2 separate regions of the Homo sapiens genome follow, and region 2 is linked to region 1. A link is an interaction called in ENCODE POLR2A ChIA-PET data of the cell type or tissue named here. Cell type or tissue: PC-9. All regions are shown on one strand. Each heading gives the region's core, and the rest is flanking DNA. Links, peaks and the distances in the headings are about the cores only.

What was found. ChIA-PET counts read pairs that join two places held together with the same protein. Peaks named below come from ENCODE experiments on the same cell type or tissue, not always from the same donor. Only the 100,000 strongest peaks of a DNase experiment are listed, where the experiment ranks them.
Region 2: POLR2A ChIA-PET joins it to region 1 with 8 read pairs; 2 of 35 experiments call an interaction of 5 or more read pairs at or near these places.

The regions. Positions count from the first base shown.
Region 1 is chr1:11,348,688-11,356,813 of GRCh38, reverse strand. No RefSeq gene overlaps it. Among named protein-coding and RNA genes, the nearest start is that of UBIAD1, 80 kb to the right of the region's middle. In PC-9, for the core only: no CTCF peak of the experiment used is centred there; DNase peaks (open chromatin) are centred at 3,803 and 4,293.
Region 2 is chr1:11,773,227-11,779,968 of GRCh38, reverse strand. It overlaps C1orf167 (chromosome 1 open reading frame 167), which reads right to left. Exons shown (of 21, transcript NM_001010881.2): 9 at 4,359-4,534; 10 at 3,331-3,505; 11 at 1,153-1,309; 12 at 889-1,043; 13 at 1-167. C1orf167-AS1 (C1orf167 antisense RNA 1) reads left to right here and starts at 350. Exons shown (of 3, transcript NR_126000.1): 1 at 350-846; 2 at 1,162-1,324; 3 at 1,685-2,892. In PC-9, for the core only: no CTCF peak of the experiment used is centred there; no DNase peak of the experiment used is centred there.

The sequences.
Region 1 (8,126 bases), core at 2,286-6,285:
TTGGGAGACCGAGGCGGGGAGTCGGGGGGATCACTTGAGGTCAGGAGTTCAAGACCAGCCTGGACAACATGGTGAAGCCCCATCTCTACTAAAAATACAAAAATTAGCTGGGTGTGGTGGTGCATGCCTGTAATCCCAGCTACTCGGGAGGCTGAGGCAGGAGAATCACTTGAACCTGGGAGGCGGAGGTTGCGGTGAGCCGAGATCACGCCACTGCACTCCAGCCTGGTGAGCAACAAAGCGAGACTCCATCTCCAAAAAAAAAAAAGAAAAGAAAAAAAAAGAAAGAAAGAAAGAAATGAATGAGAAGGCTACAGAGGGGGGTTGGCAGGGAACACCGGCAGGGGTTTCCTGGCTGCTGGCGGCACACATCAGAAATCAAAGGCAAGGGTACCAGGGACCACAAGGGCAGGAGTGAGGGGGAGGGGCCTCAGAGGCCACCACAGTTGACTGAGGGGCCAGCCCCAACCCAGAGAATGGCTTCCCTCTCCAGAAAGAAACAGCCAAGACCTGGGAACAAATGGCCTTGCTAATTGGCCATTTTGTTTTTTATGTATTTTCATTAGCAAGATAAAACAACAACTAGTCATGTAACCGTCTCCTCGTTTGGGAAGTAAATGCTCGTTAACCACCTGAGTGTTCTCCGTTGCTGAATGAGCCACAGCTCCTCTGCAGGGGAACAGCCAGGCAGGGAGGGAGAAGGTCCCCGCTCCAGAACTCGTTGCCCAGGCCCGCTCCACTGAGCCCAGGACTTCCAGCAGGGGGTGGCTGAGAGGAGTTGCACTCAACACCCCAAACATCCCAAGAAGTGTCACTTCTTAAAGAGCCAGGATGCTCTTCCTCCGCCAGAGAGAGGGTCTTGGTCATTTGTCTCCTCGCCAGCAGACACCCTCGTTCCCAGGTCTCCTCCCGACCATCATCCTGTGACAGCTGCTCTGGAAAGGGGGCAGCGGGAGGGAAGCTGGGTCTCCATGGTGACCCCATCCTCTCACCCTCCCATCGCAAAGAGGGGGAGGGGCCGAGGAGGTTTGGTTGGCGGGGAAGTGGGGCAAGGGAGCCCGGTTACCCAGGCAACTCCCTTGAGGCCCTAGCCGAGGGCTCCACTCCCACAGATGGGGGCTGGGGTTGTCATGGAGACTCCCTGGCAGCACTGCCAAGGAGTAGGCCAGGTTCCCCTCCCAGCCCGGGGGGCACGGGGCCCAGAAGGAATCAGGTGGATGAAAGAGGGGGCAGAGTGGCAGGAAGAAAGTTCTAGAAGATAGTGTGCTCTCCCCTTTGATCTCCCACACCTCCACATCATCCCACTCTTGCTCTCGACCTGCCTCGAGAAATCTGCCGGCGCCTGGCTCTCACCCTGTGGCATGCAGTCCTGTCTCTCCACCTCTTGGCCCTTCTTTCCTAGTGATGCTGATCATTTTGGGCAGACAGCCTATCCCAGGGTCACCATGACGACCAAACAAGCCTTTGGTCTCCATGGTGATGAGCCCTCCACATTATTTTTATTTATTAATTGGGAATTTCAAAGGATTTTCCACTCCATTTCCCAGACCTGGCATCTGGGAGACTGGGGTAGGACCATCATTCTCCCCTTAGCCCAGAGAAGGGGACTAAGGTTGAGAATGTTGGATGACAGCTAAAATGTGCCTGAAAGACAGCCAATAAATACCTCCTTGAAGCTACAGAGAAAGAGGCCTTTCTCAGCTTTTCCCCAGCCTGCCAGATGCCTGGGGAGGCTCTTCGGAGCCACTTAGCAGTCACCGTCCTCAGGGAGGTTCTAAGTACAGCTTCAGGGGATGGATGGATGGATTCAGGCATATCCTGCTTCACTCTGAAGAATAACTGATGGAACTTACAGAAATAGGCAGAGCCCAACAGAATAAAAACAGATGGATGAGGAACTTGGAGCAAAGGAAAAATAAGATAATGTCAGGCTAAAGGGACAATACAAACTTACACACTATAAGGTACTAACAGTAAATGAGAGGTGCCACAAATTAACTCTGAGCTTCCTGATGGCCATAGCAAAGAAGGAAACAAGATTTATAGAGACCAAAAGAGCAAACAAACAGAAAAGATGTTTCAGGAGACATGAGGGATAAATAATGTGAGGTTACATTCCCAGGACACCTGAAGTCCTCCCCACTGTTATCTGACCCCATACCTTCCATTTGTTTTGCTTATTGACTCTGCCTTGTTAGTTTTCTGTTTCCCCAATAAAGCCTATTCCTTACCCCATGCCATATGACACTGTGTAATTTATTGCAAACCTAGTACATGATGGAAGCCCAATGGGACCCACCTGCCAAACTAAACAGAGACCTGGAAGGAACCCATCTTTCATGGCAACTTATCACTATCTAAAATCATATCCACTGTGTCAAGCTGGGCGTGGTGGCTCAAGCCTGTAATCCCAGCACTTTGGGAGGCCGAGGCAGGCGGATCACCTGAGGTAAGGAGTTTGAGACCAGCCTGGCCAACATGGTGAAGCCCTATCTCTACTAAAAATACAAAAATTAGCTGTGCGTGGTGGCAGACGTCTGTAATCCCAGCTACTCAGGAGGCTGAGGCAGCAGATTCACTTGAACCCGGGAGGTGGAGACTGCCTCATTTGCACTCCAGCCTAGGTGACACAGCAAGACTCCATCTCAAAAGTAAAATAAAATAAAATAAATAAATGAAATCATATCCACTGGGATATTTTTGGTTGCAAATAACAGCAGACCAGACTCAAAATGGCTTTGCCAAATAGGGGATTTCTCATTTCACAGAACAAGGCATTCTGAGGTGTGGGGCTCCAGGCTGGCAATCTGAGCCTCCCGGGCATCGTGTGGAGCACAGGTGCCTTCACCACACCATCCTTGGTGTGTCAGCTTCCTCAGTGCACTGGCCAAGGTTCCTGCCATTGCATGTGGCTGTGTGTCCAGTGGGGGAAGTGGATTCATCCTCTGCCTATTGTTTTAAGAAAACCATTCCCAAGCCAGTGTGGTGGCTCACACCTGTAATCCCAGCATTTTGGGAGTCTGAGGTGAGCAGATCGCTTGAGGTAGGGAGTTCAAGACCAGCCCAGCCAACATGGTGAAACCCTGTCTCTACTAAAAATACAAAACATTAGCCGGGCATGGTAGCACGTGCCTGTAACTCCAGCTACTCAGGAGCCTGAGGCATGAAAATTGCTTGAACCCGGGAGGCAGAGGTTGCAGTGAGCTGAGATCGTGTTACCGCTCTCTGGGCGACAGAACCAGACTCTGCCTTAAGGAAAAAAGAAAAGAAAAAGAAAACGATTCCCAGAAGCCGCCCCACAGATATCCCATCCTGTGTCCTTGGCCACATCTGAGTCACCTGTTCCCAGCTAATGCAATTCAGGGCAAATCGAGTGGGACCAGTCAGACCAACAGTACTCGTGCTGAGTCCTGTGGAGAGGAGAAAGAGCTGAGAACAAAACAGAGGCTCTGCCCACTGAGGAAGGAAGGGGTGGGTTTCAGATAAGTGTTGTAAGTGAGGCTCCCCAGAAGCAAACCCTGCTATGAGGATCTGTGTGCTGATGATTCAAGAAGGTGCTCCCAGAGGAGACTGATACGGGGGCAGGACAGAGAAGGGAGGAAGCTAACCAGGGGGGCAATTTCGAGCAAAGCCTCAGCCTTAGCCTGGCCCTATGGGAGGCCCTGAAGTAGAAATGACATCTTAAGGGATGTCCCAATTCAAGGCGAGGGAGCAGGACTTCCATTCTCCAACACTCATCAGTCCTGAGCTAAGGGCTGCCTCTGGGGAAACATGAACTCTCAGCACACTTCCTGTTCTCTGTATGCATTGGGCACACCAGCTCTCATAGCCCGGGGCAGTCCTCTAAAGAGAGTCACAGGTGCAGGCTGGCTCTCAGAAACAAATCACACAAGGCCGAGCGCGGTGGCTGACGCCTGTAATCCCAGAACTTTGGGAGGCCGAGGCAGGTGGGTCACCTGAGATCAGGAGTTTGGGACCAGCCTGGCCAACATGGTGAAACCCCGTCTCTACCAAAAATACAAAAATTAGCTGGGTGTGGTGGTGCACGCCTATAATCCCGGCTACTCAGGAGGCTGAGGCAGGAGAATCACTTGAACCCGGAAGGCAGAGGTTGCAGTGGGCCCAGATCGCGCCATTGCACTCCAGCCTGAGCAACAGAGCGAGACTCCATCTCAAAAAAGAAAAAAGCACACAGAAACTGAGGGACAAACTCACAGAAATGAGCAAAGGGATCCCGGGGCATTTGGTCAACCAACAGTGTCAACCACAAAAATGACCTGTTCTCCCACTGCCATGCAAGCACCGTGAGAATAGAAGCTGGTCTGTCCTGTTCATCTGCTGTGTCCTCAACCCCAGCGCAATGCCTGCGAGTGCCAGCACTCAATCAATATGTGTTGGATGAATGAATGAATGCCATGGGGGCTGCGGCTCAGGGGGAGCTGGGGGTGGGACTTGGGACCTCACCCACAGATGAGGCCTCTAGGTGAGCTCCACACTCACCATGCTCAGGCCACCCTCCAGCCCAAAGCCCCTCCTACCAGAAGGGGGCACTGCCCCCAGTCCACACTTGAGTTCTCCAGGGAAATTGCTATTTTCATAAAGCTGGAGCTGCCCCTTGGGGAGCCCCCAGCCAGCCAGGCCTACCAGGCTGAACCCTGATTCAGAAGCATAGTTGGCGGGGGCCAACCTCAGGAACTGAATGTCCCTGCGAGAAGCAACTTAGCGTTGTTATTCTAAAAACAAGTGTAAATGAATTCATAGCAAACCATGCCAATGACTCACCTTCCAAAGGCTTCGACAGACATTTCACGCATTTCTCACAACCACCCAATGAGTGGGTGCTACGGTCTCACCTTCATCACCCCCACGTGAAGGAGGAAGAAACTGAGGCTCGAAGACATGAGTTCACTTGCCCATGACCAAAAAGTTCCAAGATCAGGTCCCTTGAGGCCAGATCCCACATCGCCCTTCCTCCTGGGAGTTCCAGGAAGGCCTCTTTCCTGGAGCGGAGCCCCCTGGATCATCCTTTTCTGTGCATCTGTCTTTTCCATCTGCCCCTTGCACTAGACCATCAAGAAAAAAGACTAGGTCCCTTTCATTGTTACTTTCCAAGGCCTGACACATCCCCTGTGAAATAAGCATCGGGGCGTTCACAGATGTTCCTTTTTCTCCTCCTCCAGGGCATAAGGTCAGGTGGCACTTTCCTGCCCATTTGAAGTTAGGTGTGGCCATGAGACTTGCTTTCGCTCATGAAATGGAAACAGAAGCAACATGTGTCCTTTCTGAGTGTATGTTTTAAGAGGATATGCTTGTGGCAGCAACCATCAAGATAGTGGCTGCTCCACCAGCCGCTTCCCAGAGTGAGAACGACATAGACCTGTGTGATGAGTTGCCTGAGAAATATACCTTGTGCTCTTACACCTCTGAAATTAGGGGGACGCTTGTTACTGCAGCGTAAGGTGCCATATCCTGACTGATATGCACATATTAGTAGATAACAAATGTTTATAGAGGCCAGGCATGGTGGCCCACGCCTGTAATCCCAGCACTTTGGGAGGCCAAGGCGGGCAGACCACATGAGGCCTGGAGTTCAAGACGAGACTGGCCAATATGATGAAATCTCATCTTTACTAAAAATACACAAAATTAGTGGAGCATGGTGGTGCCTGTAATCCCAGCTACTGGGGAGCCTGTAATCCCAACTACTTGGGAGGCTGAGGCACAAGAATCACTTGAACCCAGGAGGCGGAGGTTGCAATGAGCTGAGATCGCCCCACTGCACTCCAAACTGGGTGACAGCGTGAGATTCTGTCTTAGGGGAAAGAAATGTTTATAGAAAGAAAGAAAGAAAGGAGAGGGAGGGAGGAAGGGAGGGGTTACCTGATGTGAACAAGGATCTGTGGTTTCCTCTGAGTATGCCAGTGGGAGGGATAGATACTCCAGGACCCCAGCAGTATTTTCCAGAAGCACGTTAGGTAAGTGAGTTCCTGCAGCTCAGACTCCTACCCCTACCCTCTTGCCCATGCTATCGGATTCTGAGGTCCAGAAGTTACCGAGGGGAACTTGGATCTCCCAGGCCCAGGATTACCTCCCCACCTACCAACAGGGCAGCCCGAAGCCAGGGAGTCGAGAGGCTATTTCCCCCTCCAATTGAAGACTTTTTTCAGCCAAATGAATAATTCATTGTAAATGACTTTGAGATGAGTCGAGTCTCCATGTTGCCACCCGATTATATGTGCCATAAAAAGCAATGACAGTAATTTATCTCCTCTCTCGCGCGGGGTGGGCCGAGGCGATGGGAAGGAAGTGCTCGGTGCCTGGCATGGGGTTATGAATCATTCCTCTTAGCAGTTAAGCGGCAAGCTGCTGACGCTTTTACTGATTTGCAATTAAATAATTCCAGCCTTGGTCTGGAAGCAGAGAGGGGGTCCGGCTTTCCTTCCGGAGGGAGAGCCGAGGGGAGTGAGAGAAGCAGGATGAGGGGCTATCAGTGAGGCAGGAGGAGGGCTGGGATGCAGGGAGGAAGTGGTGTGCGGTTTGGCCTCATTAGTTCGCCCTGAAGTTGTCCTTTCTCCCAGGGACCGATCCTGTGCCCTGAGCTGCAAGTGACAATGTCACATCTGGGCAATGTCAGCTGCATGGGCTGCTGAGGGAGACTTGCAGCAGGGACCAGCTGCCCTGAAGATGCTCCCAGCCCTTCCAACTCACGGGCAGGAACTGAGGCAGGAGCTCCTTCCCTGCCTTCAGATGAACCCAGGTGTCTGCACTGGAGGAATCCCAGGACCACAGCCACAGTTGCTTTCCTCTATCATAAATATCTACAGAAGTAAAATCAGCTCCCAGTTTGCAGATGGACAAACTGAGGCCCATCATGAGGCAAGAAATCAAGGGTACAAAGAGAAAGAGTTCAACACAAATCCTCCAAAACCCCAGACCAGAACTTTCTCCCCAAACACATACTGCCTTTTTTTTCTGTTTTTTTTTTTTTTTCCTTCTTTTTATTTTGGAGACAGTCTTGTTCTGCTGCCCAAGCTGGAGTGCAGTGGCACAATCTCAGCTCGCTGCAACCTCCACCTACCGGGTTCAAGCAATTCTCCTGCCTCAGCCTCCCAAGTAGCTGGGATTACAGGCGTGAGCCACCTTGCCTAGCTAATTTTGTATTTTTAGTAGAGATGGGGTTTCACCATATTGCCCAGGCTGGTCTCAAACTCCTGGCCTCAGGTGATCCACCCGCCTCAGCCTCTCAAATTGCTGGGATTACAGACGTGAGCCACCGCATCCAGCCACATATTGCCTTTTCTATTATAGACAAAGATGGAAGTAACCTCAGAGAACTCAAGCTGTCCATACAAGGCACTATCTTTGACTACATATATATCTTTGTTTTACACTTTAGGGGTGCGGTGAGGATAAAGTCTAAACTTTATTTACTCCCCAAGCTCTGCATTCATGCCTTACCCTGGTCAGTGACGGCACAAACTTTTATACATTTCCAGGGCTTACCCTCGACCCACTCTTGTTTGAGTCAGATCCTCCAGTCTGAGTGTTTTAAAAGCACCCCAGCAGCAGCTTTATTTGTAACAGTCAAAACTGAAAATGACCCAGTTATCCTTCAATGAGTTAAACTGTGTTGCACCCATACCGTAGAATACTACCCAACAATACAAAGGAACAAACTATTGATACACATTCCAATTAGGATGAATTTTAAGGGAACGATGCTGAGTGAGTGAAAAAAAAAAGCCAATCTTGAAAGGTTACATGCTGTATGACTCCGTTTATAGAACATTCTCAAAATGACAAAATTATAGAGAGAACAGATGAATGGTTGCCAAGGGTCAGGGATGGGGTTGGGGTAGAGAGGGGGAGGGGGAGTAGGTGGATATGGTTATAAAAGGGCAACATAAGAGGCCCTCATGCCAGTGGGTCTTCTCTGTATCTTGATACACAAACCTACACATGTAATCAAAATGCATAAACACACAAATTAGCATGATAGGAAACTGCTGATATCTGAATAAGATCAGTGGATTTTAGATACATAGATACATAGAGATAGATAGATAGCTAGACAGATACATACATACATACATACATACATACATACATAGAGAGTCTCACTCTGG
Region 2 (6,742 bases), core at 795-4,794, 420 kb before region 1:
GCCGCCAGCCCCGCTCCTGGGCCCACCACTCCACCAGCCGTGACTGCAGCAGCCGCTGACGCCACAGGCCCAGCACAGCCCTGCAGGTCCGATCCCAGGCCCGGTGGGAAGCCAGCTCTCTCCAGGCCCATTGGGCTGTTGCCCAGCGGCTCCAGCTGAGGAAGATGCTGGGAAAGGGAGGGTCCACCCTGAGGATGGCCACTGTCCCCCAAATCCCAGGCCAGCCCTGCCCCACCCTCCTTTCTCTTCCTCTCCCCAGCAGCAGGAGGCTCTGGGTGACTCTTCTGTTTCCATTATGGGAGGGTGGGTTGCTGGGGACTGGAGGGGCCAAGCACCTCTCCCAGGGTCACGATGATGAGTGGTGGGGATAGGGTGGGATTCTAGACCCCCACTGCCAAGTCCTGTGCTCAACCACTAGCCATAAACATTGCTATGGACTGAGCACTCACAACGTGCCACACACGGCATTGGGGAATGTATGTGCCGTGCCTCGCCATTGCCCCACTGGAGCCAGTACTATTAACCCCATTTTACAGATAGGCAAATAGGGCACAGAGAAGTTATGCAACTTGCCCAAGATCACACAGCCAATGAGGGGCAAAGCTGGGATTAGAACCCAGGGAGACCAACTCTTATGCATTGTGCTATAAATGAATAAATGAAGGAACCTCAGCTGCAAAATCTCCAAGAGGAACAGTGACTCTGTAGAGTGCCTCACCACTCCCCGACACCCTCTCAGTAGGACGGGGCAGGAAGACAGGAGGAACTGAAGCCCCCTGAGGTGCAGACCCCAAGGGGCTGCTGCTGTGAAGGCCAAGGGTGGAAGGGAGAAGGGGCCGGGAAACAGTAAGTCCATAGAGTGGCGGGCGGATGGGGAGGGATCCCTACCGCCTCTGGCGGGTATGCTGGTACCACCTGGCTGTGCCCTGGAACTGCTGGGCCCGTGCCTGCCAGAGCAGAAGGCACTGCCCCTGCTGCCGCTGCCCAGCTGCCCACAGAAGGCTCCCCTGGAGAGTGTCCGGGAGGGTGGGGGCCCTGGGAACCTGGGGAAGGAGATGTGGAGTCCTTGGTCCCCTACCCTGTCCCCTTCCCACAATCTCCACCCATCCACCCCTACCTGCCCCAGCCCCTCCCCACCCTCCTACCTCTCACCTTCTCCAGAGAGTCTTGGAGTGTGCTGCTGCTCAGTGGCTCCAGAGCCGAGGGGGTCTTGGTGCAGCTTGATGTGGCATCTGGGCCCAGTGCCCTCAAGTGCCACCATCTCAGGCTGCGCTGCAGCATCCGCTGCTGCAGGCCCTGGAAGAAGGAGCTAGAGAAGGGGCAGGTGAGTGACCCACCCAGCCTCACCCTCAGGCTGTGCAGGGTGGCCAAGCAGGGGCTACCCTACCCTGGCCGCTGTGAAAGAGATGGGCTGAAAGGGTGCTCGCCACAGGCCAGACGCTGGGCTAGCGTTCCACGCTGCTGCCCCCCACAGCGGCTGCATGCTGGAATCACTGGGGGCTTCAAGAGGTACCGATGCCCACCAGGGTCCCACCCTAGATTCTGCTAGATTCTGACTTAATGGTCAGGGTACAGTCTGGGCTTCCAGACTTTTTCTGGGGTTCTCTGAGTGACCTCAGTGAGCAGCTGAGACTGGGCTGACTGGGCTGATGCTTTTTTTTTTTTTTTTTTTTTTTTGAGACAGGGTCTGGCTCTGTGACCCAGGCTGGAGTGCAGTGGGACAATCTTAGCTCACTGCAACCTCTGCCTCCTGGGTTCAAGTGATTCTCCCGCCTCAGCCTCCCGAGCAGCTGGGATTACAGGTGCGTGCCACCACGTCTGGCTAACCGAGCTAGTGCTCCACCTGCTTCACTGGCTGGCCTCATCATGCTCCCGGGGTGGCTGGGAGCCCAAGCAGCTGATCAGAGGTGGAGCTGGTCCCCAGGCTCAGGGATCCCAGACTCCAGAGGCCACCCCTACAACCACACCAGTACTTCTGCCTGCACTCACTTATAAAGATAAGAAAGCTGAGCCCAGGGGAAGATCATTTCCCCAAACTCCAAATAGCAGCAGACCTGGGACTCATCTAGGCCCAGGAGGGTGCCCCGGGAGAGCTGCCAGGAGATATGAACTGTGCCCTGAAGTCCAAAGGCCAGAGGATGGGCTGGAGAGGGAGGGCCTGGGGGTTGTGGGGCAGGCATGTGAGCAGTGCCCCCACATTCTGAAAGGTCACGGTGAATTGAATTCCCCTGAAGTTGCAGGGGTACACTGAAAGAGGCTGAGGGTCCATGTGGACCATGTGGGTGTGTGGCTTTCAAGGACAGAATTCCTTTTTTTTTTTTTTGAGATGGATTCTCGCTCTGTTGTCCAGGGTGCAGTGGCATGATCTTGGCTCACTGCAACCTCTGCCTCCTAGGTTCAAGCCATTCTTCTGCCTCAGCCTCTCAAGTAGCTGGGATTACAGGCGAGCACCACCACGCCTGGCTAACTTTTGTATTTTTAATAGAGATGGGGTTTCGCCATGTTGACCAGGCTGGTCTCAAACTCCTGACCTCAGGTGATCCACTGGCCTCGGCCTCTTAAAGTGCTGGGATTACAGGTGTGAGCCACCACGCCCAGCCAAGGACAGAATTCTTAACCCTGCAACTGCTCGCTTCCATTCCTCCTGACATCCCCTCCGGGAAGCTGGCTTCTCCTGATCGCCACCCTCCCCTCACCTACAGCCTTCTTCTGGGCTCCGAATTCCATCAGTGACCATCTTGTGTGGGGGCAGCACCCAGGTCTCAACACAGGACCTTCTTGCTCCTGACTCCCACTGGGATTTACAGCAAGCTGCTCCAGCCCTCTGAGCCTCAGTTTCTCTAGTTGTGTAATGAGGCCAATGGGAGAGGAGATAAAAGCTTGATCCCTGGCTCCTGCCCTTGTTCCTTTACAGTATTTATTCTGTGCCTGCAACATGCCAGGCACCTGCAGGGAGCTGGGAGCCAGCGGTGACGGCGAGACAGACATGGTTCCTGCCACCAGGGACTTACACTTGGCAGGGAGACGGGCATTCACTAGGGTTCCGGCCACCCCTGTAGAGCTCCATGTCTGTGTCTCTGGCAGCCCCCTGGCCCCCAGTGGCCCTCTGCTCAATCACTGTTCCAGTGTCCCTAGGCCACCTCCCAGGGCCTGACATTGGCTGGGCACCGCAGTGTGCCAGGCCCTGTGCAGGGCCACGGGGAGGAGTGGGATGCAGTTACTGCCCTATGGGATATTCCTCCCGCATTCCTCCTGGTGCTGAGCACTGCTCACGTGCCCACCCCACAGCCCCCAGGCCCAACCCCAGGTCACAAGCTCGAGGACACCTACTTGGCCCACTGGCGCTGGAAAAGCCGCATCTTCCACAGCAGCAGCGCCCAGCAGAGGGCCAGTGTCCAGCAGGCATCCTGCAGGGAGCCCCGGCCTTGCTCCTGCTGCCCCTGGGCCTGGCCCACTGCACCCAGGCCACAGGCTCCAGGGCCTGCGGTGTAGACAGCCTCACGTCCTGAGAAACCGTCAAGAGTCCAGTCAGCTGCCTCCCCACTGACCTCACTCTGCCCACAGCCATTGATAGCTGCTGCCTCAGGCCCCTCTTGGGAGCTCTCCCCTCTTGTCCCGTCCCACCGCTTCCAAGCCCTCCCCTCCAGGTCACCTCAAAGATCCCATCTTCCCCAGTTAAGTGTTTTTTTGTTTTTTGTTTTTTGTTTCTTTGAGACAGAATTTTGCCCTTGTCGCCCAGGCTGGAATGCAATGGCACGATCTCAGCTCACTGCAACCTCAGCCTCCTGGGTTCAAGCGATCCTTGTGCCTCAGCCTCCCGAGTAGCTGGAATTACAGGCATGCGCCACCACACCCGGCTAAGTTTTGTATTTTTAGTAGACACAGGGTTTCACCACGTTGGCCAGGCTGGTCTGGAACTCCTGACCTCAGGTGATCCACTCTCCTCGGCCTCCCAAAGTGTGGGATTACAGGCGTGAGCCACTACACCGGGCCCCCAGTTAAGTTTTGGGGTGGGGATTAGGGCTGTGTGTCCCCCATCACACCAGGAGCTTCCCAAGAGCAGGGCCCACATCCCTTCTGGGCAGGATCTAGGATACCAGCACTGAGAAAGCCTGCAGTGGGAGGAGCAGAACCAAGTCTGTCACCCACAGCAGCTCATAATGGGACATAGGGATGTGGCTCAGCTGGGGCCTGCCCACTCTGGGACCCCTCCTGCACCCTCCCAGGCCTACAGGCTGCCCTCCTAGAAAGCCCCAGTTCTATCACCTCCCACAAGAATTCACATATTCAACTGGGGACCACTGAAGAAGGGGCTTAAGTGACACGGTTTGCTGGGGCGGAAGCCAACACTAGCTCACCTGCTTTCTGCCGGCAGAGGGACAGCTGGGTCACCTTTGCCCCATCTGATTCCCGGAGCTGCTTCATCCGCACCCACTGTTCCAGGCATTTCCTCAGGGTCCCCGTCCGGCGGTCAGCCAGGTGGTCTCGGTACCGGGACCCTCTTTGCACGAACTGCTGCCACGCCCCGAAGCACCTGGGAGAACAGAGGGAAAGTACCCATGTCAATTGCAAGATCTGATGACTGCGGCTCCAGCTGCCTGCCATTGCCAGACACACTACCCAGGCCTTGGGCAAGCCACTTCATCTCTCTGAGCCTCCGTGTTTTGTTGTTGTTGTTTGTAGACGGAGTTTCACTCTTTTGCCCAGGCTGGAGTGCAATGGTGCGATCTCTGGTCACTGCAACCTCCACCTCCTAGGTTCAAGAGATTCTCCTGCATCAGCCTCCCAAGTAGCTGGGACTACAAGCATGCACCACCATGCCCGGCTAATTTTTTTTTGTATTTTTAGTAGAGATGGGGTTTCTCCATGTTGGCCAGGCTGGTCTTGAACTCCTGACCTCAAGTGATCCGGCCGTCTTGGCCTCCCAAAGTGCTGGAATTACAGGCTTGAGCCACCGCGTCTGGCCAAGCCTCCGTTTTCTCATCTGTAAAATGGGGCTGCTTTGAAGATGCATTGCATGTCACCTGCTCAGGCCATGACACTATCACCTCTGGCAGCGTGGTGGCCTCAGCAGCCTCTGACCTGGCCTCCCTGCATCCACTTTCGGCCTCCTCCAGTCATTTCCTATTCAGTAACCCAGTGGTGTTTTTCCAATCTCAAATCAAATCATCAGAGTCACCTGCTAATCCTCCAGCGGTAGCCTCCTTGCTCTACCATCAAATTTCAGCCCCTCCCCACAGCCAACCAGGTGCTGATCTGGTCCCCACAGATTTTTCCAATCTCATCTTCAACTACCCTCAGCCCCCCTACCCTGTACTAACAAGGGTCCAATTCGGCTCTGCTACGCCTCAGGATCTTACACTCCCGGCCAGAGGCCTCTGAACACTCTACCCTTTTCTGATCTTCCTCCACCAGGCAACTCTTCATCCTTCACATCACCACTGAACCTTGGTCTAGGTCAGCTTCCTGCACTAAAAATTCTCACAGAAAACTACACCAGGGGGATGTAGTCAGCAAAATGCAGACAGTGGGAAACTAGCAGGCAAGCAAGTTGATTTCTTCAACAAATAACGTGCAATCAAAAAAATGAAGGGGAGCCTATAGTTTACAAAGATTTTAACAGGCCGGGCGTGGTGGCTCACACCTGTAATCCCAGCACTCAGGGAAGCCGAGGTGGGAGGATTGCTTGAGCCCAGGCTGGAGTGCAGTGGTGCGATCATGGCTCACCAGTGGGACTCTGTCTCTACCAAAATTTTTTAAAATTCGCCAGGCATGGTAGCTCACACCTGTAATCTCAGCACTTTGGGAGGTCAAGGTGGGCGAATTGCTTGAGTCCAGGAGTTCGAGGCCAGCCTGAGCAACGTGGCAAAAAATTAAATCTCTACAAAAAATTTAAAAATTAGCCAGGTGTGGTGGTATGCACCTATAGTCCCAGCTACTTGGAGGCAGAGGTGAGAGGATCCCTTGAGCCTAGGAATTTGAGGCTACAGTGAGACATGATTGCACCACTGCACTCCAGCCTGGGTGACACAGTAAGACCCTGTCTCTATTTTTTTTTAATTAAAAATAAAAAGACTTGAATGACTTATCAACCAACTGCCATACATGGACCTCATTGCAAACTCTAATACAATATATACTTGCAAATGTGAATACTGGCCAGATATTCGTGAGTATTAAGGAACAGTTGTTTCATTATTTTTTAGTTGTGAGAGTGGTATTGTGGTTATGTTTTTATTATTTATTTATTTACTTATTTCTGAGATGGAGTCTCACTCTGTCGCCTAGGCTGGAGTGCAGTGGCACGATCTCGGCTCACTGCAACCTCTGCCTCCCGGGTTCAAGCAATTCTCATGCCTCAGCTTCCCGAGTAGCTGGGATTACAGGTGTTCACCATCATACTCGACAAATTTTTGTATTTTTAGTAGAGATGGGGTTTCACCATGTTGTCCAGGCTGGTCTCAAACTCCTGACCTCAAGTGATCCACCTGCCTCGGCCTCCCAAAGTGCTGGGATTACAGGCATGAGCCACCGCGCCCGGCCAGTGGTTATGTTTCTAAAGAGTCCTTATCTTTTAGAGAGGCATATAAAAATATTTATGGATGAAATGGTATAATGCATGGGATTTGCCTCAAAATAATTTGGAGCGGGGGATGTATTTGGAGTACACATGAAACAAGCTTCAAGAGAGGCTGATTTTGTTGAAGCTGGGTAATTGGTGCGCTGGGGTTTATTATCCTAT